Linked DNA regions of Homo sapiens: region 1 is linked to region 2. A link is an interaction called in ENCODE POLR2A ChIA-PET data of the cell type or tissue named here. Cell type or tissue: HepG2. All regions are shown on one strand. Links, peaks and the distances in the headings refer to the core of each region. The heading gives the core; the rest is flanking DNA.

What was found. Peaks named below come from ENCODE experiments on the same cell type or tissue, not always from the same donor. Only the 100,000 strongest peaks of a DNase experiment are listed, where the experiment ranks them.
Region 1: POLR2A ChIA-PET joins it to region 2 with 6 read pairs; 5 of 35 experiments call an interaction of 5 or more read pairs at or near these places.

What each region holds. Positions count from the first base shown.
Region 1 is chr19:46,412,426-46,426,901 of GRCh38, forward strand. PNMA8C (PNMA family member 8C) reads right to left here. Exons shown (of 1, transcript NM_001386793.1): 1 at 12,272-14,476. CCDC8 (coiled-coil domain containing 8 subunit of 3M complex) reads right to left here and starts at 1,139. Exons shown (of 1, transcript NM_032040.5): 1 at 1-1,139. The coding sequence starts at 385. RefSeq lists enhancers at 1-346, 2,013-2,846, 2,847-3,679, 11,035-11,084, 13,682-14,189 and 2 more and a silencer at 4,106-4,195. In HepG2, for the core only: no CTCF peak of the experiment used is centred there; no DNase peak of the experiment used is centred there.
Region 2 is chr19:46,347,605-46,359,667 of GRCh38, forward strand. It overlaps PPP5C (protein phosphatase 5 catalytic subunit), which reads left to right. Exons shown (of 13, transcript NM_006247.4): 2 at 6,144-6,385. Among named protein-coding and RNA genes, the nearest start is that of PPP5C, 6.5 kb to the left of the region's middle. RefSeq lists enhancers at 1,977-2,036, 2,857-3,096, 3,143-3,944 and silencers at 2,397-2,456, 5,066-5,235, 9,250-9,339. In HepG2, for the core only: no CTCF peak of the experiment used is centred there; a DNase peak (open chromatin) is centred at 8,097.

The DNA of each region.
Region 1 (14,476 bases), core at 7,788-12,787, 66 kb after region 2:
TGCGCACCTTCTTGCCCCGCCGCGGGCCCTGGCGGCTCTTGTCTCTGGAGGTCTCGAAGTCGCTGAACTCGCTGTCGCTGGCGTTGCTGCTGTCGTACGTGCCCACGACCAGCCGGGGCGGAGGAGTCACCATCTGCTGCACTCTCCTCCTCACTCGGGGCTCCTTGGGCTTTTTGGGGGGCTGGGGCGGGTGCGGGGTGCTCTTCTCCATGATGCGGGCCACGTCCTCCAGGGTGCGGCCCTCTTCTTCCAGGAACTGGGTCAGCCGCTCCCGAAATTCTGCTTCCTTGGTGGCGGGCTTAGAGATGACTCTCCAGACGCCCCCAGCCAGCCTGACCTCCCGGGGGATGAGCAAATAGTCGACGTCCTCCCCGATCTGCAGCATCCCCACCGTGGAGTCCTCCTCCTTGCGGAACACCTTGCCGATCTTCTTAAATGTCCCCACGGGCTTTAGGGCTTCCACGAGGACGTCCAAATCCACATCTTTGCAGACATCGGGGACGCTCCAAAGAATGAGGCAGTCGGGGGACGGCAGGAAGCCCCAGGGGAACCAGCCCCCCACGTGGCTTTTCTCGAGAGTCTTTAAGATCTCCAGGGTGATATCTGGGGTGAGGGGGCAATGAGCCCCAACAAACTACTGTAGCCCTTAGTCTTGAGGGAGGGACTGGATGGGGGGAGTTCCAGCAACGCTGACCGGAGAGTCTCACCTCCCTAGCCAGGGACGAGCCAAACGCCTCCAATCTCTTCGCCTGCAACAAGTACAGTCTTGACCAAGTCCGGCTCCCCCACCAAGGACTTGGGGGAATCAATTTCCAGGATGCCTACGTGAGCCGGGGGCGAGGTCAGTCCCAAGGCTCAAGGCCCACTCCAAGCTGGAAACGTGGTGTCCCAGCTCCAAGTTGGGGCGCGCGGGCTGCCAGCGACTCTTCCTGCCCCAGGCCCCAGGGACGCGGCTGGAACTTGGGACAGGACTTCGCAGACAAAGACGGTCCAGTCGAAGCTATTCAATATGGCCGAGGCGCTGGGAGGCCCCAGCCCGGGCCTCCAGTAGGGTCCCCCGCCCCCAGGCAGGCCGCCACCCAGCTCCAGGCTGACCTTGACGCGCCGCAGCCTGCCAGCCCGCGCGCTTAGAGCTCTGCACCGTGGAGCGCGCGGGCAGGAAGTTCCTCCTCGCCCTCCGCCAGAATGAGGCCCACCTTCCCCCGTCTCATCTTACACTCCCAGACTCTGGAAGACTGACAGGGGGGCTGTCCACTCCCTTCGGGGCGGCCTCCTTCCCCTCCCCCACAGGGGTGTGGCCGCGCCCCGGGCCTAGCTGGGCCCATTGCTTCCCAGCGAAGCGGCAGTGGCCCACGTCAGCACCTTTCCTGAAAGGCAGCGGTTCCCAAACCTGCCATCCGAAATGTGCAAGTTTCCAGCCAAGTCCGGGAGGTGGGTGTGCTAGTGGATTCTACTTTTTGAGAGCCACTGGCACCACAGATTAGCATTTTAAATTCACGCGACTATCGGTACCCGTACACCTATATGCGTGGGTAGAGAAATGGGTACCTGACTGCAACAGTCCCACTGTGGCGCTTGGCAGGTCAGGGCTCAATACATATTTTTGAGGGGATGAATAAACCCAAATGTTCATGGCCAGGCGCGGTGGCTCATGCCTGTAATGCCAGCACTTTGGGAGGCCCAGGTGGGTGGAACACTTGAGGCCAGGAGTTCGAGACCAGCCTGCCCAACATGGTGAAACCCTCGTCTCTACCCCGGGTGTGGTGGTGCGCGTGCGTAGTCCCAAGCTACGCGAGAGGCTGAGGCAGGAGAATGGCGTGAACCTGGGAGGTGGAGGTTGCAGAGATCGCGCCACTGCACTCCGGCCTGCGCAACAGAGGGAGACTGTCTCAAAAAAACAAAAGTGCAAAAAAACCCCTACAAATAAACAACAACAAAAAACCCTAAAAGTTCACGAGTAGAGACTGCCTCTATTTTATGGTAGTATCTTACAGTGAAATATTTTGCAACTTCGAAAAAAGAATGAGATGGCTAAGGATAGGCACGGTTTATGAGGCGCTTCCTATGTAGTAGGCACCATTCCCAGTGCTTTCTATGAATGAACTCAGGAAATCCTTGCTATAACAGGAGACTGGTAGCATGAGTACAATTCCCATTAGACAGCTGAGGAAACTGAGGCCCAAGGACATAAAACCACACTCTCAAGGTCACAGCCATGGGGAGTGGTTGAGTTTGGATTTGAATCCAGAATAGTCTGCCTTTTGTGTCGACCAAAGAGTCAAGATGGCCAGGCGCGGTGGCTCACGCCTGTAATCCCAGCCCTTTGGGAGGCTGAGGCGGGCAGATCACGAGGTCAGGAGATCAAGACAAGACCATCCTGGCTAACGCGGTGAAACCCTGTCTCTACTAAAAATGCAAAAAAATTAGCCGCGCGTGGTGGTACGTGCCTGTAGTCCCAGCTACTCGGGAGGCTGAGGCAGAAGAATCTCTTGAACCCGGGAGGCGGAGGTTGCAGTGAGCCGCGATCGCACCACTGCACTCCAGCCTGGACGACAGAGCAAGACTCCGTCTCAAAAAAAAAAAAAGAAAGAAAGAAAGAAAAAAAAGAATCAAGATGTGAACCAATGCTAGTCGCATTCGGCCGGGAGCTCGGTTCTTGAGACGCGAGTCTACCGAAGCTCCCGCCAGTTGAGAGGCGAGTCTGCCGAAGCTCCCGGCCGAAAAAGCCAAATCCTTCCTTAACCCAGTGTCTGAGGGGTTTTGTCCGTGGCTCCTCCTGCTACAGGACATGCGACTAGCATTGGTCCACATCTTTGGAACCAGGCATCCAGAGACATGTTGAATAGGCCTCGTTGTTAGGAACCCTCAGAGGTACATGGTAAGGCCAGTGCCATCAATCATCTTTTTACAGACGGTGAAACTGAGGCTGGTCTGAAGTTGCACAGCTCTGAGTGGTGGATCTAATATAATATTAGAACCAGATCTTGGGCACTAGCATTTAAAACACTAGCTGACGCTAAAGACACAGCTAATCCCCTTCTCCTAAATGTGTTGCACCATTTAACCACTTAGCAGCCACAATACTTGCAGCCACTCTTGCCTGGATGTGTACAAAGCCCCCTCACTGGGCTTCCCGCCTCCCCATCACTGCTTGCAATCCAGGCCCCATCCAGAAGCTGGGGGCATCTTTTAAAAACTTAGGTCCGATCTGTCTCTACTCTTTTGAAAATTCTCCATCTCAGGCTGGGCGCCGTGGCTCACGCCTTTAATCCAGCACTTTGGGAGGCTGAGGCGGGCGGATCACCTGAGGTCCGGAGTTTGAGACCAGCCTGGTCAACATGGCAAAACCCCATCTCTACTAAAAAATACAAAAATTGCCGGGCGCGGTGGCTCACGCTTGTAATCCCAGCATTTTGGGAGGCTGAAGCGGGTGGATCACCTGAGGTCAGAAGTTTGAGACCAGCCTGGCCAACATGGTGAAACCCCGCCTCTACTAAAACTACAAAACTAGCCTGTCTTGGTGGCGCATGCCTGTAATCCCAGCTACTCCGGAGGCTCAGGCAGGAGAATCGTTTGAATCCGGGATTCAGAGGTTGCAGTGAGCTGAGACCGTGCCATTGCACTCCAGCCTGGGCAACAAGAGCGAAACTCCGTCTCAAAAACAAACAAACAAAAAAAAGAAACGAACAAAAATATAAGAATTAGCCGGGCATGGTGACACATGCCTGTAATCCCAGCTACTGGGGAGGCTGAGGCAGAAGAATCGCTTGAACTGGGAGGCGGAGGTTGCAGTGAGCCAAGATCGCGCCACTGCCCTCCACCTTGGGCGACAGAGCGAGACTCCGTCTCAAATAAATAAATAAATGTGATCTTATTTAACTCATAAAGGAACCAGGCAAATTTTTAAAGAGGGAACGGAGGAAAAAGAGACGGGCCAGAGGGAAAGAAAAGATGTGGGGGCTTAGGGGACGTTAAGGTCTCAGCGAGCGGCCTGTTCACAATTACCGGCTTATTCAGGTTGTTTTTCTCTTGCAGAGCCAGGTCGTTGGGCTTCGCTGGATTTTTCTCCTCTTTCTCCCTGGCTCAGTCCCAGCCGCCGCGCTCAGCCCCCGGGCCTCCCGCGGCCCCGCCCCTCGCCTCCCCCTTCGCACAGTTTGTGGCCTCCGCAGTCCGGCGGTCTCCATGGCAACCACGGGACGCGCTCCTCCGCGCGGATCAAAACTAAGCGGGTGGGGCGGAGGCGGAGGCGAGGCTGCAGGGAGATGGTGGGGGTGGGGGCGCCACGGAGGACGAGGGCAGGAGCTCCTCTTTTCTGCCCCTGGTGCCTCCCTTAGGCCTCATCCCCAAAGCCAGCTTCCCTGAAAAGCTGTTTGTAGAAACCAAAAAATGAAAAATCCTAAGGACACCTAGGTTTCAGGAATGCTGATTAAAGAATCGCAAGTCTGAGGGCTCATGACAGTGCCTTCCAAGTGGTGACCTCGCAGATGAGACGTTTGGGTTTTGTAGTCATAAAAGGGCTTTCGTTTTGTTTGTTTGTTTTGTTTTTTGTTTGTTTTTCTTTTTTTATTTGGTGGGGGAGCAGGGAGCGGCGCAAGGAGGATAATCTAAGAAATGAAAATCCCAAATGTTCCATATTTTTGCAAAAATCGTCAACCTCCGGCCGGGGGCGGTGACTCATGCCTGTAATCCCAGCACTTTGGGAAGCCAAGGCAGGAGGATCGCTTGAGCCCAGGAATTGGAGACCAGCCTGGGCAACATAGCGAGACTCCGGTCTCCACAAAAAATTTAAAAATTAGCCGAATATTATGGTGTGCGCCTGTGGTCTGAGCTACTCGGGAGACTGAGGTGGGCCTATCGCTTGAGCCCGGGAGGTCAGGGCTGCAGGAAGCGGAGATCGCCCATCTGCACGCCAGCCTGGGCAACAGAGCGAGACTCCATCTCAAAAAAAAAAAAAATTGCCAGCCCCTGAACGGTTCAGCTGTGGGTGTTTTTAATTGCACAGATCTCTGGCAGGTGAGACCCTTCTCCAGCCATCACAGAATAAAATAATAAAAACGAGAACTGTAGCCTCACTTTTGCATTTGTTTAAAATAAATGGAAAGTTGGAAAAGAATGGGGAAGAGAAACAAAACACGGCTGAAATCCCTCTACCCAGCTACATTTTGTTGCCATTTAAAAAAAAAATGGGACACGCGGGCCAGGGGCAGTGGCTCAAGCTTGTAATCCAAGCAATTTGGGAGGCCTACGCGGGCGATCGCCTGAAGTCAGGAGTTCGAGACCAGCCTGGCCAATATGATGAAACCCCACCGTCTCTACTAAAAGTACAAAAATTAGCTGGGCACGATGGCAGGCGCCCGTAATCTCAGCTACTAGGGAGGCTGAGGCAGGAGAATCGCTTGAACCTGGGAGGCACAGGTTGCAGTGAGCTGAGGTGGTGCCACTGTACTCCAGCTTGGGCAACAGAGTAACACCCTGTCTCAAAAAAGGATACACGGTCAGAAAAAGCAAAAGTTACAGAAAGGTAAATTTTTTTCAAAAAAGGATTCTTCTCCCCAAACCCCACCTTCCAGCCTCTCCCCAAAAAGTAACCAGTTAAATATCTCTGTATTTTTCCAGAGAAAAAATGCTTGCATTAGTGTATGTGTTAATTTTATTTTATTTTATTAATTTATTTTTTTTTTTTTGAGACGGAGTTTTGCTCTTATTGCCCAGGCTAGAGTGCAATGGCGCGATCTCCGACTCACCACAACCTCCACCTCCCGCGTTCAAGCAATTCTCCCGCCTCAGCCTCCAGAGCAGCTGGGATTACAGGCCAACCCACCCAGCTAATTTTGTATTTTTAGTAGAGACGGGATGTCTCCATGTTGATCAGGGTGGTCTCGATCTCGAACCTCAGGTGATCCACCCACCTTGGCCTCCCAAAGTGCTGGGATTACAGGCGTGAGCCACTTCACCTGGCTTTTTTTTTTATGTTAATTTTAGAATTTATCTCACAGAGATTTTTTTCCCCCATCATCCTAAATTATTTTCATCACAGCACTTACCACTTTCTGTTTTTGTTTTTTTTTTTCTTTGAGACAGGGTCTCACTCTGTCACCCAGGCTGAAGTGCAGTGGCATGATCATGGCTCACTGTAACCTCGAAATCCTGGGCTCAAGCAATCCTCCCACCTCAGCCTTCTGAGTGTCTGGGGCTACAGGTGTGTGCCACCATGCCTGGCTATTTTTAAAAATTTTTTGTAGAGAGGTATTCTCATTATGTTGCCCAGACCGGTCTTGAACTCCTGGCCTCAACTGATGCTCCTGCCTCTGGGTCTCAAAGTGCTGGGATTACAGGCGAGAGGCACCACGCTGGGCCTATTTGTATGTACTTATTTATTGTTTCACCCTATTAGAATACTATCCCCATGAGGTCTGGGATATGAGTCTGGTTTGTTCACTGCTGAAGTCTCAGCATCTAGAACACTTCAGGTAGGAGCTACAAATATTTATTAACTGAATGAATGCTGAGAATTGCACTAGATTTATTACTATAAAATGTGTTTTCACTTAATGTCCTTCTGTATCAGTGCTTGCCAGTCTGTTTTTGTTTGTCACGACAGCTTCCATCTTTATTCCTTCAAGCCAGGAACGTGATACTGATAATAATTCATTTTTACTGAGCACCTACTTTATCCTTGGCCCTGTGCATTTTCTCATTCAGTCCTTAGAACCCTTCCTTAAGCAAATGTTATTCCCATTTTTCAGATTAAAAAAAAAAACTGAGTCCAAGGAAAGTCACACAGCTAGGTAGTGGCAGAGCCAAGCTTTGAATCACTCAGGTTTATTAGATTCCAATCTCCACACACTTTTTGTTTGTTTGTTTGTTGTTTGTTTGTTTGTTTTGAGACAGGGTCTTGCTCTGTCGCCCAGTGATACGATTTCTGCTCACTTCAGCCTCGACCTCCTGGGCTCAAGCTATCCTCCCATCTCAGCTTCCCAAGTAGCTGGGACTACAGGCCCATGTCACCATGCCCAGCTAATTTTTTGTAAAGTTGGAGTTTCGCCATATTTTCCAGGCTAATCTCGAACTCCTGGGCTCAAGTGATCCTCCTACCTCAGCCTTCCAAAGTGCTGGCATTACAGATGGAAGCCACCATGCCTGGCCCCAATCTCCACACTCAGTGGGGTGGATCGCTTGAGCCCAGGAGTTCAAGACCAGCCTGGGCAACATAGCAAAACCCCATCTCTACAAAAATAGTACAAAAAATTAGCTGGACGTGGTGGTGCAAGCCTGTAGTCCCATCTACTCGGGAGGCTGAGGTGGGAGGAGCATCTGAGCATAGGATGTCCAGGCTGCAGTGAGCCATTATCGCACCACTACACCCCAGCCTGGGTGACAGAGTGAGACGCTGTCTCAAAAAAGTTTAGAAAAAAGAGGCCAAGGGCTGGGCACAGTGGCTCGCGCCTGTAATCCCAGCACTTTGAGAGGCCGAGGCGGGCAGATCACAAGGTCAGGAGATCGAGACCATCCTGGCTAACACAGTGAAACCCCATCTCTACCAAAAATACAAAAAATTAGCCGGCCGCGGTGACAGGTGCCTGTAGTCCCAGCTACTCGGGAGGCTGAGGCAGGAGAATGGCGTGAACCCGGGAGGCGGAGGTTGCAGTGAGCCGAGATCGCACCAAGGCACTCCAGCCTGGGAGACAGAGTGAGACTCTGTTTCAAAAAAAAAAAGAAAAGAAAAGAAAGAAAGAAAAAGAAAAAGGAGGCCAAGGAAGATAACACAGAGGCAAAGGCGTACAGAGTGGAGGAGGCGATGTGGATGTAACCCTGTAGGCAGAGGCTGGAGAGATGCAGTCAGCAGCCAAGGAACTCCTGGAGCCACCGGAAGCTTGAAGAGGCAAGCAAGTTCCTCCGCCTGGAGCCTCTGGAAGGAGCTCAGCCTTGCCAACAGCTTGATTTTGGATTTCTGTCCTCCAGAACCATGAGAGAATACATTTGTGATGTTTTAAGCCATCTAGTATATGGTAATGTGTCACAACAGCCACAGGAAACGAATACAGAGCCCGTTGTGTGGCCACGAATTCCCCTGAGTCCAGTGAGGGCAATTCCAAATTAAAACATGCTAATTTTATTCTGTGACCTTGTCTCTCAGGAATAATTATCCCTGAAGCGAAAGAATTCTTGTACAGTGTCCTGCGCCCTAGGAATTACATATGGGTGACGGGCACCTTGGAAGTGGTGGGGTTTTTGGTTTTTTTTTTTTTTAGACTGAGTCTCGCTGTGTTGCCCAGGCTAGAGTGCAGTGGCCCCATCTTGGCTCACTACAACTTCCACCTCCCGGGTTCAAGCAATTCTGCCTCAGCCTCTGGAGTACGTGGGATTATAGGCATGCGCTACCATGCCCAGTTAATTTTTGTATTTTTAGTAGAGACGGGCTTTCACCATGTTGGCCAGGCTGGTCTCAAACTCCTGACCTCAAGTGATCCACCCACTGTGGCCTCCCAAAGTGCTGGGAATACAGGCGTGAGCCACTGTGCCCAACCACTGCTCTGATTTCTGTCCCTATAGTGTTTTTTTAGTTTTATGTAAAAGGAAGTATATAGTGTGTGTCCTTTTTGGTCTGACTTCTTTGACTCCGCATAACGCTTCTGAGGTTCACCGATGTTGCTGTACGCATCTGAGGTTCATTCCTTTTTTTTTTTTTTTTTTTTGAGACGGAGTCTTACTCTGTCACCAAACTGTGACAGGAGGAGTGCTGTGGCACAATCTTGGCTCACCACAACCTCCGCCTCCCCGGTTCAAGCAATTCTTCTGCCTCAGCCTCCCGAGTAGCTGGGACTACAGGCACCCGCCACCACGCCCAGCTAGTTTTTGTCTTTTTAGTAGAGACAGGGTTTCACCATGTTGGCCAGGATGGTCTCGATCTCTTGACCTCATGATCTGCCCGCCTCAGCCTCCCAAGGTGCTGGGAGGGCGACCGCGCCCGGCCAGTACATTCTTTTTTGTTGCTAGGTCATATTCTGTTGCATGAATACATTGCAGTTTGTTTATTCATTCACCTGTCGTCGGCCATCGAGTTGTTTCTAGTTTTTGGTTCTTAGAAATAAAGCTGCTGCCGGGCGCCGTGGCTCACGCCTGTAATCCCAGCACTTTGGGAGGCCGAGACAGGCGGATCACGAGGTCAGGAGATCGAGACCATCCTGACTAACACAGTGAAACCCCGTCTCTACTAAAAATACAAAAAAAATTAGCTGGGCGTGGTGGCGGGCGCCTGTAGTCCCAGCTACTAGGGAGACTGAGGCAGGAGAATGGCGTGAACCCTGGAGGCGGAGCTTGCAGTGAGCTGAGATCGCGCCACTGCACTCCAGCCTGGGTAACAGAGTGAGACTCCGTCTCAAAAAATAAAAAAGAAAAAAAAAAAAAGAAAGCCTGAAGGGCGACTGAAAGTCAGAGGGAACAGCAGGTGAAGAGCTGTGTGCTCTGTGCCCACCTAGGCACATATGCCCACCCCTTCCCTGTTCCCCCCAACTTCCTGCCCCATCAGCCAGGGGTCCCACAGCACCAGAGGGCACATGCAGCTGGGATATACGTATATATATGTTTTTTTCCTTTTTGAGACGGAGTCTTACTCTGTCGCCCAGGCTGGAGTGCAGTAGCATGATCTTGGCTCACTGGAACCTCTGCCTCCCAGCTTTATGCTATTCTCCCACCTCAGCCTCCCGAGTAGCTGGGATTACAGGTGCGCAACACCACGCCCGGCTAATTTTTGTATTTTTAGTTGAGACGGGGTTTCACCATGTTGGCCAGGCTGGTCTCAAACTCCTAGCCTCAAGTGATCCACCTGCCTCAGCCTCCAAAAGTGCTGGGATTACAGGCGTGAACCACTGCACCTGGCCGGAATCACAAGTTATGTGTCGGTCACTCAGAGACTCAGAGACTGCCTTCAGAATCCCTGTTTCTCACCAAGGACTGTTGGGAGGAGGCCTCAGGGTGCTGTCTCCCTGGATCCACCAAGACCTCATTCCTCTTTGTGCTGTGCCAGCCCTCCATGTGGTGGAGCACGTGGGCTCTGGAGCTAGGCTGCCTGGGTTCAAATTCTGGCTCTATCACCCTGTGGCTGTGTGATCTTGGGTCAGTTCCTTCACCTCTCTGAGCCTTGGCTTCCTTCTCTGCAAAATGGCAGTTGTAATGAGACTTAACCTCATGGAGAGGTTGTGAGCAGTTCACGAGACCATGATAGGTATTGGCACAGAACCCAGGGATGGTAAATGCTCACAGTTATTAGAAAAGGCAGAGTGGGCCAGGCATGGTGGCTCATGCCTGTAATCCCAGCACTTTGGGAGGCCAAGGCGGGCAGATCACAAGGTCAGGAGATCGAGACCATCCTGGCTAACATGGTGACACCCTGACTCTACTAAAAATACAAAAAATTAGCCGGGCGTAGTGGCACGCGCCTTTAGTCCCAGCTACTTGGGAGGCTGAGGCAGGAGAATCACTTGAACCTAGGAGGCGGAGGTTGCAGTGAGCCAAGATCGCACCACAACACTCCAGCCTGGGCCACAGAGCGAGACTCCATCTCAAAAAAAAAAAAAAAAAAAAAAGCAGTGTGGTCTAGCTGTTTGTAGACTCAGTTCCGGTTCACATCCTGGCTCTGTTTACAAATCGTGTGGCTCTGTGCCTCAGTTTCCAAATCTGGAGAATGAGATTGTATCAGTCTCATGGTGTTGAGTCTTATGAGGATTAAATTGTTTGTGTAAAATGCTTAGAATAGTGCCTGGTAGATATGATTATTCAATATGCACGAAGATTATTCTCTGCTCTAAGCCCCCACTTAGAACCAGAGCGTGTACTGCAGTTTCAAACAGGCCCTCAGAGTGCCACCCACCTCTGGCTTGTTTCTCAAGGAATCCTGAAGAATTTCTTCTGCCCAGCCGTTTACCAGAGAAATCATGCTCTATGACTCCGATGTCAGCTGGGGCCTCCCAGACTGAGAGAGACCCGAATCAGTGTGAGGAGCACAGAATGTGGTCAGAGGCCTGTTTTCAATTCCTGTTGTGCTTTGCTCTGTAGCCTTAGACAAGTTACTTAGCCTTTCTGAGCTTTACTTTCTTCATCCATAGAATGAGATGATGATCTTAATAATAGTACAGTTTGATAATCTAATCTCTTATCTGGTCTTTTTTTTTTTTTTGAGATGTAGGGGGGTATCACTCTGTCATCCAGGCTGGAGTGCAGTGGTGCAATCACAGTTCACTGCAGCCTTGATCTGCTGGCCTCAAGCGATCCTTCCACCTCAGCCTCCAGAGTAGCTGGGACTACAGGTGCATGCCACCGTGCCTAATTTTTTTTTTTTTTTTTTTAGTTTTTGTAGAGATAGGGGTCTTGCTGTGTTGACCAGGCTGGTTTTGAACTCCTGGCCTCAAGCAATTCTCCCACCTTGGCCTCCCAAAGTACTGGGATTACAGGCGTGACCCACTGCACCTAGCCCACTACAGAAGTATTGATGGGATTATAAGGGCTTCCCGCATCCCCCTGGGAAGTAAATTCTACAATATAAGGTATAGTCACTGTATCATTTTTCTAAAATCCAAAACTCTGAACCACATATACCCCTGAAACCACACCTGGCTGAGGGTTTTTATAAGGGATTGTGGACCTATAGGGCCATAACTCACAGGGTTGGCAGGATATGATGGGTTAATGATATGAAGGAATGTGGCATAGTGCCTGGAACACAAGATAGCTGTTACTGTTTTTGTTTCAGTTAAATTGTTTCACCTTTCACACCAGCCACTGGAAAATGACCTGACATCCTGAGAAGTCCGTAGGATAAAAGAAAGCTGTGTTTCCGCCGGGCGCGGTGGCTCACACCTGTAATCCCAGCACTTTGGGAGGCAGAGGCGGGCAGATTACGAGGTCAGGAGATCGAGACTATCCTGGCTAACACGGTGAAACCCCGACTCTACTAAAAATACAAAAAAATTAGCCAGGTGTGGTGGCAGGTGCCTGTAGTCCCAGCTACTTGGGAGGCTGAGGCAGGAGAATAGTGTGAACCCGGGAGGCGGAGCTTGCAGTGAGTCAAGATCACGCCACTGCACTCCAGCATGGGCAACAGAGAGAGACTCTGTCTCAAAAATAAATAAGTACATAAAAATAAAAATAAATGCAGTCCTGGAAGACTTCAGGCCATGGAAGCAGTTTTCAGTACTTGTTTTAGCAGCCACATCATTTTTCCAAATTAAATCTTACATGGATTTCCCCCCATATGTCAAGGGGCAGACTATGATTTCATTAGCATACATTTATTTTATGAGTTCATATTTGTACAAAAGAGCATCTCAATCACAAAGAACAATGAAGAGTTTTAGCTGAACCCCCTTTTGAAATCAGGGGTTTACAGAAGCCAGATGCAGCCCTCCAACAGCTGGCACATTCAATTTACTTGTGAATTTTTGCTTGGGATTTGCCCTACCAGTGATGTTTTCACTCAGCTAAGTAGCTTCAAATGGTGACAGTTTTGCATGACAACTTGCATTGGAGTCCCAGGATACACTTTGGTCCAGAAAATCTTGAAAGAGAAGTGGTAGGATTTTGATTTCATGGGCAACATTGAACAACCACGCATGTTGTGTATCACAAATATAAATGTTATACCCCTGAAATCCACAATAAGCACAAAATACAGTCTTCATGCTGCAATATGATAAGAAATGTCACACTATCCCTTATTATACAACGATTATGCCTTGATGGGAGAGCAGCATGCAACAAACACGCTGGAGGCTTTCGTAGCATTTATTCAAGCTCAGACTCTGGGATGCAATAACGAACACAGTAGTACAATATTCTGCGAGTGGGTATGCCCAGGCTGGGCATTTACAAGGAATAGAAAAATCAGGCCGGGCGTGGTGGCTCACGCCTGTAATCCCAACACTTTGGGAGGCCGAAGTGGGCGGATCACAAGGTCAGGAGATTGAGACCATCCTGGCTAATACGGTGAAACCCTGTCTCTACTAAAAATACAAAAATTAGCTGGGCGTGGTGGTGCGCACCTGTAGTCCCAGATACTCAGGAGGCTGAGGCAGGAGAATCACTTGAACCCAGGAAGCAGAGGTTGCAGTGAGCCAAGATCGTGCCACTGCACTCCAGCCTGGGCTACAGAAGGAGACTCCACCTCAAAAAAAAAAAAAAAAAAAAAAAAAGAATCAACAGAGAAGCTGGGCGCAGTGGCTTACACCTGCAATCCCAGCACTTTGGGAGACCAAGGCGGGAGATTGAGACCATCCTGGCCAACATGGTGAAACCCTTTCTCTAGTAAAAATACAAAATTTAGCTGGACGTGGTGGTTCATGCCTGTAATCCTAGCTACTAGGGAGGCTGAGGCAGGAGAATCGCTTGGACCAGGGAGTCAGAGGTTGCAGTGAGCTGAGATTGCACCTCTGCACTCCAGCCTGGTGACAGAGCGAGACTCTGTCTCAAAAAAAAAAGACGTTAGGAGTCTCTGACATTACAATTTGGTAGGCTGAGTCTTTGTGTTGTGTGTAAGTTACATTTTTGAAAAGAGATTCAGTCAAACCTTTGCAGATCCTTGAACTAACAAGTTTGCAAATTGACAGGTCCGTTGTCTCTGAGCAAAAGATCTGCCTACTCACATGTATTTGGATTTTACCTGATTTTTAAAATTCTTCTTCACCTCAGTGTTAACGTCGTTCATTGGTAACTCTTGAAAATGGCCTCTTAATGATTTACCTCCTTTTGGACCATTGCCCAGAAGCCTTGCCTCTTCTTTAGAGAGTGGAGTTCACTCCTCCTCACCAAGCCAGAGCTTCTGGAATTTAACTTGGGGAGACTCACACCCTCACCCCAGGCGCCAATCGGGGCAGAAGGGTCCCGCTTCTGACCACTTCTGTAAGAGAGACTCAGCGTGTAGAGAAAGACGACAGCTTTTCAAGAGCCGCTTACAGATCAGTGAGTTCCTCAGAGGTGGGGAGCAGGCAACTCACTCTCAGCCATGGTTTCTGCTTGACATGCGCAAAACAGGGTGGCCCACTCCGAACAAGTTTGTGCCAGAGGTACATTCAAGGTACATGCTTTTGAAACACAGAAAACGGCTCTAGACTTTGCAATAACAGGATTTCCAGGAGGGCGCAAAGCTAGAGGGGTCCGTGCCGCCCGCCTCCCCCCAGCAAGAGAGGCTGTCCCCAGAATCAGGCCGTGGGTGACAGCCGAAGGAGGATGGCGGCCCTTCTCCCGAGTAGGGATCTCCCTGACACGTTCCTCCTGGGTCTGCGTGAGTTTTCTTCAACTCCAGTAAGAGATCTGCAAAACCTTGGAATCCAGGACCGTTTCCACCTCCTCCATTTTCTGCAAAGGGCGCAGGCGCCTGGGGTCAGCCTGTGGTCTCCATAGCAACGGTCGGACGCGCTGCTAGGTTCTGGCTCTGACTGCGCCTGCGCGGCTGGTCCCGCGGGGTCTCCCGAGTAGCGGAAGA
Region 2 (12,063 bases), core at 6,138-11,137:
GGTAGAGGGGGCACAGCCCCAATAGAGAAGGCAATCGTGGGGGTGGGGAATGGATCATTAGATGGGGGGAACAAGGAAGTAGGAGATTTGGGCTGACCCGAGGAAAAGGAATGTGATGGTGGGGGCCTTGGGAGTAAGGGTGGGGATCCTTAAGAATAGTATCACTTAGAATATTGAGAGTCAAGTGTGGGGCACCCATTCATTCATTAATTCAACAAATATTTATTGAGTACCTGTTATGTGCCAAGGACTGTGCTTGACTTTGGGGATATAGCAGTGAATGAGACAGATGTGGCCCTGTCCTTAGCTTGTAATTTTGCAGGTGAACCAGACATGAAAAAAAAAAAAACAAAAAAAAACCATGTAAATAAGTAAAATACTTAAATTGTGATGAGTGCTTTGAAAGCAAACCAGCAGTGTGATGAAGTAGAGAATAAGGGTTGGAGGCTACTTTAGATAGGGTAGTGGGGGAAGGCCTTACTGAGCAGGAGGCGTTTAAGCTGAAACTCACAGAGGGAGAACTGGAGAGGAGTGTTCCAGGGAGGTAAAGCAGCCTGTGCAAAGGCCCTGGGATGGGGAATGAAAGGGTACTGGCATGGCTGGGGCTTTGGCTACTTAGGGGGAGACCAATAACAAGATGAGATTAGGACAGAGGCCAGATCATGCAGGGTCTCCGTGAGTCATTACAAAGACCAGTTTGGAATTTTTTTTTTTTTTTTTTTTTTGAGACGGGAGTTTTGCTCTTTTTGCCCAGGCTAGAGTGCAATGGCGCAATCTCGGCTCACTGCAACCTCCGCCTCCCTGGTTCAAGCGATTCTCCTGCCTCAGCCTCCCGAGTAGCTGGGATTATAGACGCACACCACCATGCCCAGATAATTTTTGTACTTTTAGTAGAGATGGGGTTTCGCCATGTTGGCCAGGCTGGTGTCGAACCTCTGACCGCAGGTGATCCGCCCATCTCGGCCTCTCAAAGTGCTGGGATTACAGGCATGAGCCACCACGCCCAGCCCTACAAGAAGACACATTAAGTAAATGGGCCAGTCTGGACTGGAGAAGAATTTGGGTGTGATCAAACTATGGTTGGGAATGGATGAGATCATCTAGTAAGAGGGTCTAGAGGGGGGACTTAGGACAGAACCCAAATGGAAGAGGGTGAGGCTAAGGAGGAGCACTTAGTGAGGTGGAAAGGAAGCCAGGAAAGGTGTCGGGAAGGCTGAGAGAAGGGAGCGCTTCTAGAACAAGGAGCTGGTGCCTTTAGTCCGATGCTGCCAAGGCAAGCACTGGCCATTGGCTTTGGCTCCATGGATGCTGGTAGTGATGTTGACAGGAGCAGTTATTGGGGAGTGATGGGGGTGATGCAGCCAGGAGGTGCTGAAGAGTGAATGGGAGGGGAGGAAGTGGAGACAGCAAATGTTAAGTGTTAGGAGTATTGGTTCTGAAGGGGAGTGGAGAAATGGGGGAGGGTGGTAAGACGAGAACGTGCACAGGAGTTCGAGACCAACCTGGCCAACATGGTGAAACGACGTCTCTGCTGAAAAAATTAGTTGGGTGTGGTGGCACACACCTGTAGTCCCAGCTACTTGGGAGGCTGAGGCAGGAGAATTGCTTGATCCTTGGAGGCAGAGGCTGCAGTGAGCCAAGATCACACCACTGCATTCCAGCCTGGGCAACAGACTCCGTCTCAAGAAAAAAAAAAAGAGAGAAGATGCAGTGTCAGGGAAAGATGGATTTTTTGTAAGGATGGAAGAGAGTAGAGTCCAATAGAGATGGAGAATTGATTCTGCACAGGAGAGGGGGGACTTGCAGCAGCAAAACCCTGGAGAAGGCGGAGGTGGGAAGGGTCTGGAGCCCTGGAAGAGACTTGGCCTCCAACGGGAGCAGAAGCAAAGTGTGGAGAAGCTCGATCCGGTGGGAGCCGTGAGAGGGAGGTAGGACCAGTGAGAGATGAGGCCAGAGGTAGAACCTTGGAAGTCAGATTGGGGAATATGGGTGTCATCCTGGGGGTGGTCGATGCCATGGGAAGTTTCAAGAGCGGGGTGCTGTGGTTCAGTTAGTGTTCAGAAAAGATCCCTGGCTGCCATGCAGAGACTGGACTCCAGGGTAAGACAGGAAGGAGTCTAGATTAGTGGACAGGTGAGGAGGGGTGGTGATCGCCAGCCAGGCTGGAGGGACAGAAATAGATTCAAGAAGTGTTTCAGGGAGGAAGTGAGAGTGGCTGCCTGGAGAGAGGGTGGACGGTACTCCAGGCAGGGAAAAAAAAAACAAAAACAGGTGGCAAAGGCCCAAAGGTGAGCAGAGCCAGGCATGGAGGCCATAAGTGGGGCCACAGCGTAGGAGGCTGGAGGAGGTTATGATGAGTTTGCAGGGAGTAGATTGCGCAGGGCTGTAGGAAGGAGCCAGGGCTTTCTGGGGTGGGGTGGCGGTGGGGGGTGGGGCTCTGGGGAGCCCTGGGAGGTTCTGAGTAGGGAAAGGACAGGGTCAGGTTTGTGTTTTAGGAACACCCCTCTGGAGGGGCAGGACAAGAGGCTGCGAGGCCAGGTGGAGGCTGAGCCAGGAACCTGGGCAGGAGAGGCCAGACCAGGGCTGGGTGGGGCTGGAGGGTGAGAAGGGAGTGGCTGAATCTGAGAGATGTTCAGGAGGCTGACTTGGCAGAATAAGTGAAGTGACTACCGGGCTTTGGGGGCTGAGGGATGGAGAGGAGTCCAGGATGAGGCTGTCTCAGCCAGGTGATGGGGTGGAAGGTGGAATTCCCTGGGATGGGAGCAGCCTGCATGGGGGTTGCTGCTGAGGCCGCATCAGAATTCTGGGCCACAGCAGCCATTGGGAGGAGCCTGTTGCCCCCCAGGACCTGGGATCCAGGCTCTCAGGAGTCCTGGGGCTGGGCAGGCAGCCAGAGGGGCCTGGCACTGAGCTGGCACGGAGGAGAACGGCCCTGCTGGCCCAGGCCCCTTGCTGTCTGTCAGGCAGTAGCAGGCACAGAGCCCCAGGCTCCAGGGCTGTGGGAATAACAATAAAAAAGAATAATGACAGCTCACCTTAATTGAGCCTTGTGGCCAGGTACGCTGTGGGGTTTAATCCTCCCCGGGGGCTGGGAGATGGCTAGGAGTGGCCCTGTTTGTTTTATAAAGGAAGCAAGGCTCGGAGAAGTGAAAAAACCACTCGCCCAAGGTCAGAGTGTGTGAGCAGCAGGGCCCGGATATCCCCTTCCTCGCCACGTGCTTGGCTCCCACGTTCAGGTTCCTCCCAGAGCTGTACTGGCCCTGTTGAGGAGAAGAGGGGCCCCAGCAGGGAGAAGAGAGGTCCCAGGGCTCAGAGGACTGTCCCCTCAACTGTGGCTGGTTGCTCTGTAAGTTCAGGCCTATTCCAGAAATCCTGGGGGCAGAGCCTCGTCCCCCGTCTCATGTCTGAGTCTAAGGGAAGTGTCTCAACTGTCTTCCCCTCTCTGTGGGCCTCAGTGCCCCGCTTCTGTAAAATGGGGGGTGGGGGCTTATGCTTAACCCCTAAGGAGGCTCCAGGTATAAGAGCTTGTGGGGAGGAAGCAGGCCATGGTTGAGAGCTCAGGCTGCCTGGGTTCAAACCCTATGTCTTCCTTTACCTGCTTGATGACGCCTGGGCAAATGACTTAACTTCTCTGGGCCTCTGTTTCCTTGCATCTAAAATGGGGAATGTCTTGAGGCTTAAATATGGTCCTGTTTGTAAAGCGCATAGAACAGGGCCAGGATATGGCATGTGGGTCGACCCGTGGAGTACAGGCTCCTCCCATTTCCTCTTGTTCCCTTCACTTCCTCCCTTCATTTAGTCATTCACGCATTCACTTCTTTTGCCTGCTTCTTTTGCTGCAGCCAGTTTTCTTACACAAGTTCGTAAAATCCTCACGGCCACCCAGTGAGGCAGAGCTCAGAAAGAGGAGGCTATTTGCCTGCAGCCTCGAGTTAGAGATCTGCAGAGCCGGGTGGCAGGCCCTGAGACTCCAGGATCCCCTCCCTGTGCCACTGGAGTAACAGCTGCCCCATCAGGAGCGCGGGCCAGGCAGCCTCTGGACCACAGCCAGGAGGCCTGAAGGAGTCCTCAAAGGCGCTGGCATTCCAGGGAGGGTCGGTCAGATCTGGGCTGCCCAGTTCTGCCCTTGTTTGTTTTTGGGAAGTCCCGGGCCCTGCCCTCCTGGGGCTTACAGCTCTGGAGGGACACACTCATTACTCAACAGTGACGATGAGAGTGGACAGGGCTGGCACAGGAGATCCCAGGGGCTGGGGCAGCCCAGTCGGGGGCCTGACCCAGCCTGGGAGTAAAGGAGGGCTTCCCGGAGGAGGGGACATGTGAGCATTTGAAAGATTGCCAGGAGTTGGCGTGGCAAAGAGGAATGTTGTTAGATTGTTGCTGGCCACATCCCCAGGACCCGGCTTCTCCCTTCTGTAATGTCAGTCCTCATCTCTCTCTGCATCCCTCCTTCCTTTCCCTCTGGAGCCACTCATGGAGCCTGGGACTCTCTTCTTCCATCTCTTCAACCAACTGACTCCCATCCTCCAGGTCTCAGCCCCAGTGTCCCCTCCGAGCTGCCCCAACCCTAAACACTGGGCACCACTGTCTAGGGATGGATCTGTCTCCTCCACTGGATGGTAAGCCCTGGGAGGGCAGGGCTGTGTGTAAGAAGGACTCTCGGAGTGCTGTTGAGAACATTAAAATGGGAGTGAGGGTGGGGACTCTGTGCAGGGCTGCTGGTAGAAGGACTCTAGGAAACCCTAGTCCACAGGGGGTTCCTCAGTAGCCCAGGGATACCCAGGTAGTAAGAGGCAGAGCTAGGGACTGGGCCCAGGCCACCTACTCCTGCCTCTGTGCTTACCCCTGTGCCACGCTCCTGCCCAGAGGTCACCATGGCATGGGGCGTGAGAGTGGGAGCCTTTTGGTCTTGGCCTGGCTCAGAAGGCCCACTTCTCGGCCAGGCGCTGTGGCTCACGCCTGTAATCCCAGCACTTTGGGAGGCCAAGGCAGGAGGATCACGAGGTCAGGAGATCGAGACCATCCTGGCTAACACGGTGAAACCCCGTCTCTACTAAAAATACAAAAAATTAGCCGGGTATAGTGGCGGGCGCCTATAGTCCCAGCTGCTCGGGGGGCTAAGGCTGGAGAATGGTGTGAACCTGGGAGGCGGAGCTTGCAGTGAGCGGAGATCGCACCGCTGCACTCCAGCCTGGGCGACAGAGCGAGACTCCATCTCAAAAAAAAAAAAAAAAAGAAGGCCCACTTGTCACCTGCTGTGTGACCTTGAGCACCGGCCTTTCTTCCCTGAGCTTCAGTCCCCAGATTTGGAGACGGGGGTTAATGTAGTTTCCCTGGGCTTGTGAGAGTTCAGTGAAGGGGGACCTGTGTACTAAAGCCCTGCATGGCTCTGGTACATCACGGCCCCCAGTGGGGACAAGCCTCTAAGGCTGTTTAAGCCTTGGCTCTCCTGCCTGTCAAATGGGCACGAGGGAGGGATCAAGCCTGGCTCTGCAGGTGCAGACAGGGCATTTGACCTTGAGCAAGACCTCCATGGCTTGTCTGTAAAATGAGCACCAGATGGTCCTTACTCCCGTGGAGACATGAGGATTCCACAGGTCACGAGGTAAAGTGCAGGGTACAGCTATAGCTCATCTCAAATAAAATCCGACCTCTCCTCCTTGGCCAGATGTCACATCCTGTCACTCCACACTTAGAACATCAGTGTCCAGACCTCACTGTGGCTGCCCGGGGCCCAGGGATCTGTCCCACCAGCCTCCCTGCCTCATCTCTCCTCCCCCTGCCCACTCCACCCAGCTGCCTCAGCTCTCACTGGCCCTCAGACAAGGCTCAACCACCTCTGGGCCTCTGCACCTGCTCTTCTTGCTATCGGAGTGCTCTTCCCTCAGTCTGCTGCTAGTGCCCAGCTTGGGGCTGGAGGGGTGGGTGGGCGGGTGTGTGGAGTCCTGGAGACTGTGGCCGAGAGGACAAGCCCTGAGCTAGGTTGGTTGGGACAGGCAGGAGGGGCAGGCTGAAGAGATGTCTCTGGGCTCAGGGTAGCCCTCAGCTTCCCCATCTGTGAACAGGGAGACTGGGCGTCACCCAGCCCAGGGCCTGTCCTCGCAGGGTTGGAGCACTGCCTCATGCCTCTTCTTCTGTCTCCGCAGCCAAGGACTACGAGAACGCCATCAAGTTCTACAGCCAGGCCATCGAGCTGAACCCCAGCAATGCCATCTACTATGGCAACCGCAGCCTGGCCTACCTGCGCACTGAGTGCTATGGCTACGCGCTGGGAGACGCCACGCGGGCCATTGAGCTGGACAAGAAGTACATCAAGGGTTATTACCGCCGGGCTGCCAGCAACATGGCACTGGGCAAGTTCCGGGCCGCGCTGCGAGACTACGAGACGGTGAGCTGGGGAGTGGGCCAGGCCTGGCACCTGAGCCAGGCAGATACTGAGGGCTGGGCTGGCGGGGACGGGTGTGAGGAGCCATTCACTCCTCTACTTACCACTCAGCCAGCCAGCAAGTGCCTGTGGGGCCTTGGGCCCAGGCCAGAGTACCCAGGCCACAGCTCTGCTCAGCCATCTCACATTTTGTGACCCTGAGCCAGTTACCCCGCCTCGCCACACCTTCCTTTCCATATCCGTGAAATGAGGAGAACAAGAGGATCAGCCTCAAGGGTAGCGGTGAGGAAAAGTGAGCTTTTGCCTTTCACACGAGTAGACCAGTACTTGGCCCGGGGTCAGTGTCCTGTGATGGTTCACCTGATGGTTACTGTCATTGTTAGTGCTGGTGCTGGACAGGAGCCACACAGCCTCTCTTCTTCTGGTGGAGCTTGTCTTTCAGGGGCAGGCAGAAAACCCACCACTGAATAGGTTAGCAGAATAATTGCAGGTGAGGATCTGCACTTTGAAGAAAAGAGGAAGGGCAGTCGGGCACAGTGGCTCACGGCAGTAATCCCAGCACTTTGGGAGGCCAGGGTGAGAGGATTGCTTGAGCCCAGGAGTTTAAGACAAGCCTGGGCCACATAGGGAGGAGACCTCATCTCTACAAAAAATACAAAAATTAGCCAAGCGTGGTGGCACGCACCTTTAGTCCCAGCTACTCAGGAGGCTGAGGCAAGAGGATTACTTGAGCTCAGGAGCTCAAGGCCGCAGTGAGCTATGCTCTCACCACTCCACTCCAGCCTGGGCGACACAGTGAGACCCTGTCTCAAAAAAAAAAACAAGAAGGGTGATATGCTGCCAGGGACAGCAGACAGGATATGTGTGATATGCTGATGAGGGAGGGGACCTAGGGCACAGTGAGAATTCGCTAGTGCCCTCACCCACCTAATGAAAATCCTGACGGTATGAGGCTCTGCAGAGCGAGCACACACCTTCACACCAGGTGTGCTCTGCATCTTCCTTCAGGGAGGCTGGCTGAATCATTACAGCACCCTGGGACGTGGGAACTGGGATTACTCCCCTTGCACAGATGAGGAAACAGTCCCTAAGGGGTGAAGTCACCTGCCCAGTGACCCCCACCTGGTTAGTAGCAGAGCTGGGATTTGAACCCAGGAGGCCTGGCCTCAGGGCCTTATCTCTCCCACCTCAGAGTTCGCTCCCTGAGACGGGGCCGTGCGCTTGTCCTGCGCATGGGGATGGTGCAGCAGGGGGCTTGGTCAGTGTGTGTCGAGAGGATTGTTATCCTGCCCCCCGACACAGACACACTTCACTCCCTCCTTCCCTTGCAACCATCACACTCGGAGCTGCTTGTGTCGTGTAGGGAGGGGCAACCAGGGAGCTGGGAGCCGCGAGTCTGCAGTTGGTCGCGGGGCTGAGAAGCACGAGTCTGCAGTCGGTGGAGCCAGCTCAGACACTGTCCTGGCTGTTGGCCGCTGGCCTGGGGTGGAGGGTGGACTTCAGGCCAGGTGAAGGCTTGAGCTAAGCATGAGTCCAGGGGACACATGTTAGGATGGGGGCAGAGATGTGGCGGGGGGTTAGGGCGACACCTAGAAGGGTGGGGGCAGGGGCAGCAGAGCAGAGGCCTTCCCAGCTTGGGCTCCCAAGCCATTCTTGGCCAAGCCCCTCCCTCATTGTCTCTTCCTGTCCTAATCTAGAAAATGGTGACAAGAGGAGTGGCCGCCTCCGGATGGCTGTGGCTGTGATGACATGGTTGAGTAAAGGTCACGAGCTGCAGGGCTCAGTAATGAGTAACCAAGGACAGTCGGTGTTGGGTTGGGGCAGGGCTCCAGGTGGGAAGGGGGCCTGGGGAGACAGTGGGGCAGAAGAGAGGAGCCCCAAGGACAGGTTTAGGGCAGGGTCTTCATCTCGTGTGGGGCTGCAGGAGCATCTTTCCCCAGGGTAAGGAGCAGGGGCTGCAGGCAGGGTCTTCGTCAAGTGTGGGGCTGCAAGAGTGTCTTTCCCCAGGGTAAGGAGCAGGCTTTTCAAGACTCTGGCCCAGTCTAGGGCCCAACCCCGCATACTCCCAACCCCGCATACTCCCTGAGGCTGGGCTGGTTGGCTTCAGCCATCTTGTGGGTGTGCCACGTCTGAGCTGTGTCCCAGGCCTGGCGGATGGCAGGGAGGGTTGAGGGGGTGGGGAATTCAGAGTCTTTTACAGAATACCCAGCACCTAAATTGTCATGGCCCATTTCCCCATGGGGGCTCTCCCAGCAGCATTGGGGACCCCCACATGAACATGAGGGCTTACCTGTCATCAGGCCATCCATATGCCTGCAGGCCTTCAGCCTTGCTCCTTTCTGCGCAGTTCTTCAGGCTCCATGTGCCCTGGGGCAGTTCATCTTCCCAAGACTCTACCTCCTGCTTGCTGGATGCTAGAGTTTCCTCCTAGACCAGAAGCTCGCCAGGGAAGCAGAGCAAAGACGTGACCTTGGCCTTGGGCGGGGGAGCTCCCCTTAGCCTCGGTTTCCTCAGCGGTCTGCTCACTCTGGGCCCAGCACTGCTGGGAGCCCTTTGTGCACCTGAATTCAGCCTGAATTCAGACTGAGGCCTAGAGAGGAGATGTCCCTCCTCCAAGGTCACCCAGCAGGGAAGTGGCAGAGCTGAGACTTGAACCCCTAGTCCATGCTTGTAACTGTTTCTGGGCCACAATCAGTTGAATAGCTTCAGCACTTTTGTCTTCATCAAACAGAGAATTAAAAACGGTTCATTGTTTGGAGGAAGTGTGTATAAATATTGTTTTGTGGAAATGACTTTTCATTTACACAAGTACAGATGAGTGATGGATGTGATATAAAAATCCCTATTTTACATGTGGGCTGCAGGCAGAGAGTCTGCGGTCACCAGTGCAGGGGCTAGATGGGGCAGGCTCTGGGCTCAGGACGCCTAGGTTCACAGCCAGCTCAGATTGGGTAGCAGCTGCATGGCTCCTAGTGCCTTTTTTCTCAGCCTTAGTGTCCTCATCTGTTAAAGGAGGTGAGAATATAGGAATAACAACCAAAGTGTTTTTTCTTTGTTTTTGTTTTTTGTTTTTTGTTTGAGAGAGAGTCTTGCTCTGTCACCCAGGCTGGAGTGCAGTGGCACAAATCTTGGCTCACTGCAACCTCTGCCTCTTGGGTTCAAGCGATCCTCCCACCTCAGCCTCCCAAGTAGCTGGGACTACAGGCGTGTGCCATCAAGCCCGGGTAATTTGTGTAATTTTTGTGGAGATGGGGTTTCACCATGTTGCCCAGGCTGGTCTCAAACTCCTAGGCTTAAGGAATTTGCCCACCTTAGCCTCCCAAAGGGCTGGGCTTACAAGCATGAGCCATGGCACCCGGCCCCAAAGTGTTTTTTCTATTCTCTCAGTCAACAGTTACACAGAAAATTTCTGTGACCACTGGTCACGAAAGGGAGTGGAGGTCTCTCCCTACCGGCAACCAAGCAGTCGATTCTGCAGTGGACACCAGCTGGGTGTTCTCTTATTGAATTAATTCTGACACTATCTGTCCAGAGATAGCATTAGATTCCACAGGTTGAGGACTTAGTCCCCACTTGTCCCTTATTTCTGATGCTGATCACAAGACCTAGGTTATTTTGCCGGTGATTCTGACTGACTGGCTATTAATTAGGGTTTCTGTGACCCACTCCTTGGGTTCAATTAATTTGCTAGAGAACTCCCTCATGGAATTCAGAGAAACACATTTACCAGCTTATTATAAAGGCTGCTACAAAGGATACAGATGAGATGCGCAGAGCAACGTGTGGGATGGAGTGCAGAGCTTCCGCGCCCTCTCCTGGAGCACCACTCTTCAGGAACCTCCATGTGTTCAGCTATTCAGAAGCTCCCTGGACCCAGTCCTTTCGGGTTTTTATGGAAGCTTCATTATGTAGACATGATTAATTATACCATTGGTCATTGGTGATCAACTTAACCTTCAGCCCTTCTCCCCTCCCGGAGGTTGGAGGGTGGGGCTGAAACATTCCAACCTTACAGGCCCACTTTGGTCATTCCAGTGACCAGCCCCCATCCTGAAGCTACATAGGGGTGGCTAGCCATTAGTCAACACATGAGCATGCAAAAAGACACATCACTTTGGAGATTCCAAAGATTTTAGGAGTTATGTGCCAGAAAACAGTACATGATGAATATCAAACCTGTATTTCATAGTACCACTGGCCACCCGTGGTCTTCAAACACAGTTCCCTCATATCCAAAGAATATACAACTCAAAAGGTATTACTGGCCAGTTTGTTACTAGAACTCCATTAGGTCATTAATAATTAGTTCATCATATTATATGATTATGTCTCCCAGGGTGAGACCAGTCAGGTTTGCAGGTTTCTATTCAGTCTTGCCAATTTCCAAAAGCAGGCGTGATCTCAGCAAATATATGGCTCCCCCCTTTCAGGCATTAGGTATAATTGAGATAAGAGACAATGTCACCCTTGTTCTGAGCCTCTTTCAAAGTGTTAATGTAATACTGGAGATTTCTTAATTCATAACTCATTTATTCATTCGTTTACCCTCGTAAATGTTCCTCCGTTTCTTCATTTATACCTGTTGTCCTAAAGGAAGAAACTGAGGCAAAATTAATATAAGTAGAGATTTTATTTGGGCCAAGGTTGAGGACCAGCCTGGGAGCCTCAGGTTATCTCGGGAAGTGCTCCAGAGAACAGATAAGCTCAAGCGTTTAAAGACAAAAGGATAAATCGGGGAGGAGTGATTACAAAGGGTGTCTTTCAGGAATTCTCATTGGTTTAAAAAATAACATTGATCAGTAATTGGCTCTGCGTTATTAAATTACAGGGTGTAAGTGATGGCATCCGTGTATGGCATTGTGAGGTTGATGTGTAGCTGTCTCTGGACTCTTACTCTTGAGTCCACAGGGTCAGTGGCTTCGGGGGATGAGTTTTTCTCAAGATGGGGAGTGGGACATGACTGCTCCCTCATTCCAGTTCCTCTCTAGGCTCAATCATTTAAAGGGGGTTTGCATTACTCAAGGAAAAGTTTCTTTTCTTTCTCATTTTTCCCTTTTGGTCAAAATCTTTCTTTTTAAAAGCATTGATCAGAGTCTGAGTGTCAGGGTGTCCCTCGTCACTAGGAAGGCTCACTTTAGGACAGGCCTGTTCTATGTTGGGGAGGGGGAAGGAGATGGCTCAGTGAGGAATTTTCAGTGTGTCCAAAAGCTGAAGTAGGATGGCCTCACAGAGTGGCAAAAAGAAGACCTGAATCAAGTCACTGATTTATACAGCTGCGTCTCTGTGTCCAATCATCTCTAGTCTTCAGAATACCATGATTTTCATTTTCTCGGAAGTAAAACAAGAAGATTAGTAATTTAAATAGTAGAAATATAATGCACATAAGGATTATAATGAAAACAAGAATGTATATGCCAGAATGAAAAAAAGAGCCTTTTCCAATTAGGGAGCCAGCTAAAAACATGAGGAAAATGAAACCCAGCTTCTGCTTTGGGGACTTACTGTAGCCAAGATAGAATTCAAGATTCAGTACAAACTGTAGGCAAGTAATAAAAACCCAAAAACAGTGGTCAGGGCTAGAATCTAAACACAGATGTGCAACTGAAGCATCATTTTTCCTTTCCAGTCCCCCAGTTTTACCAAAGACACTAATAATAGCAAGACCAATTTATTCTCAAAAT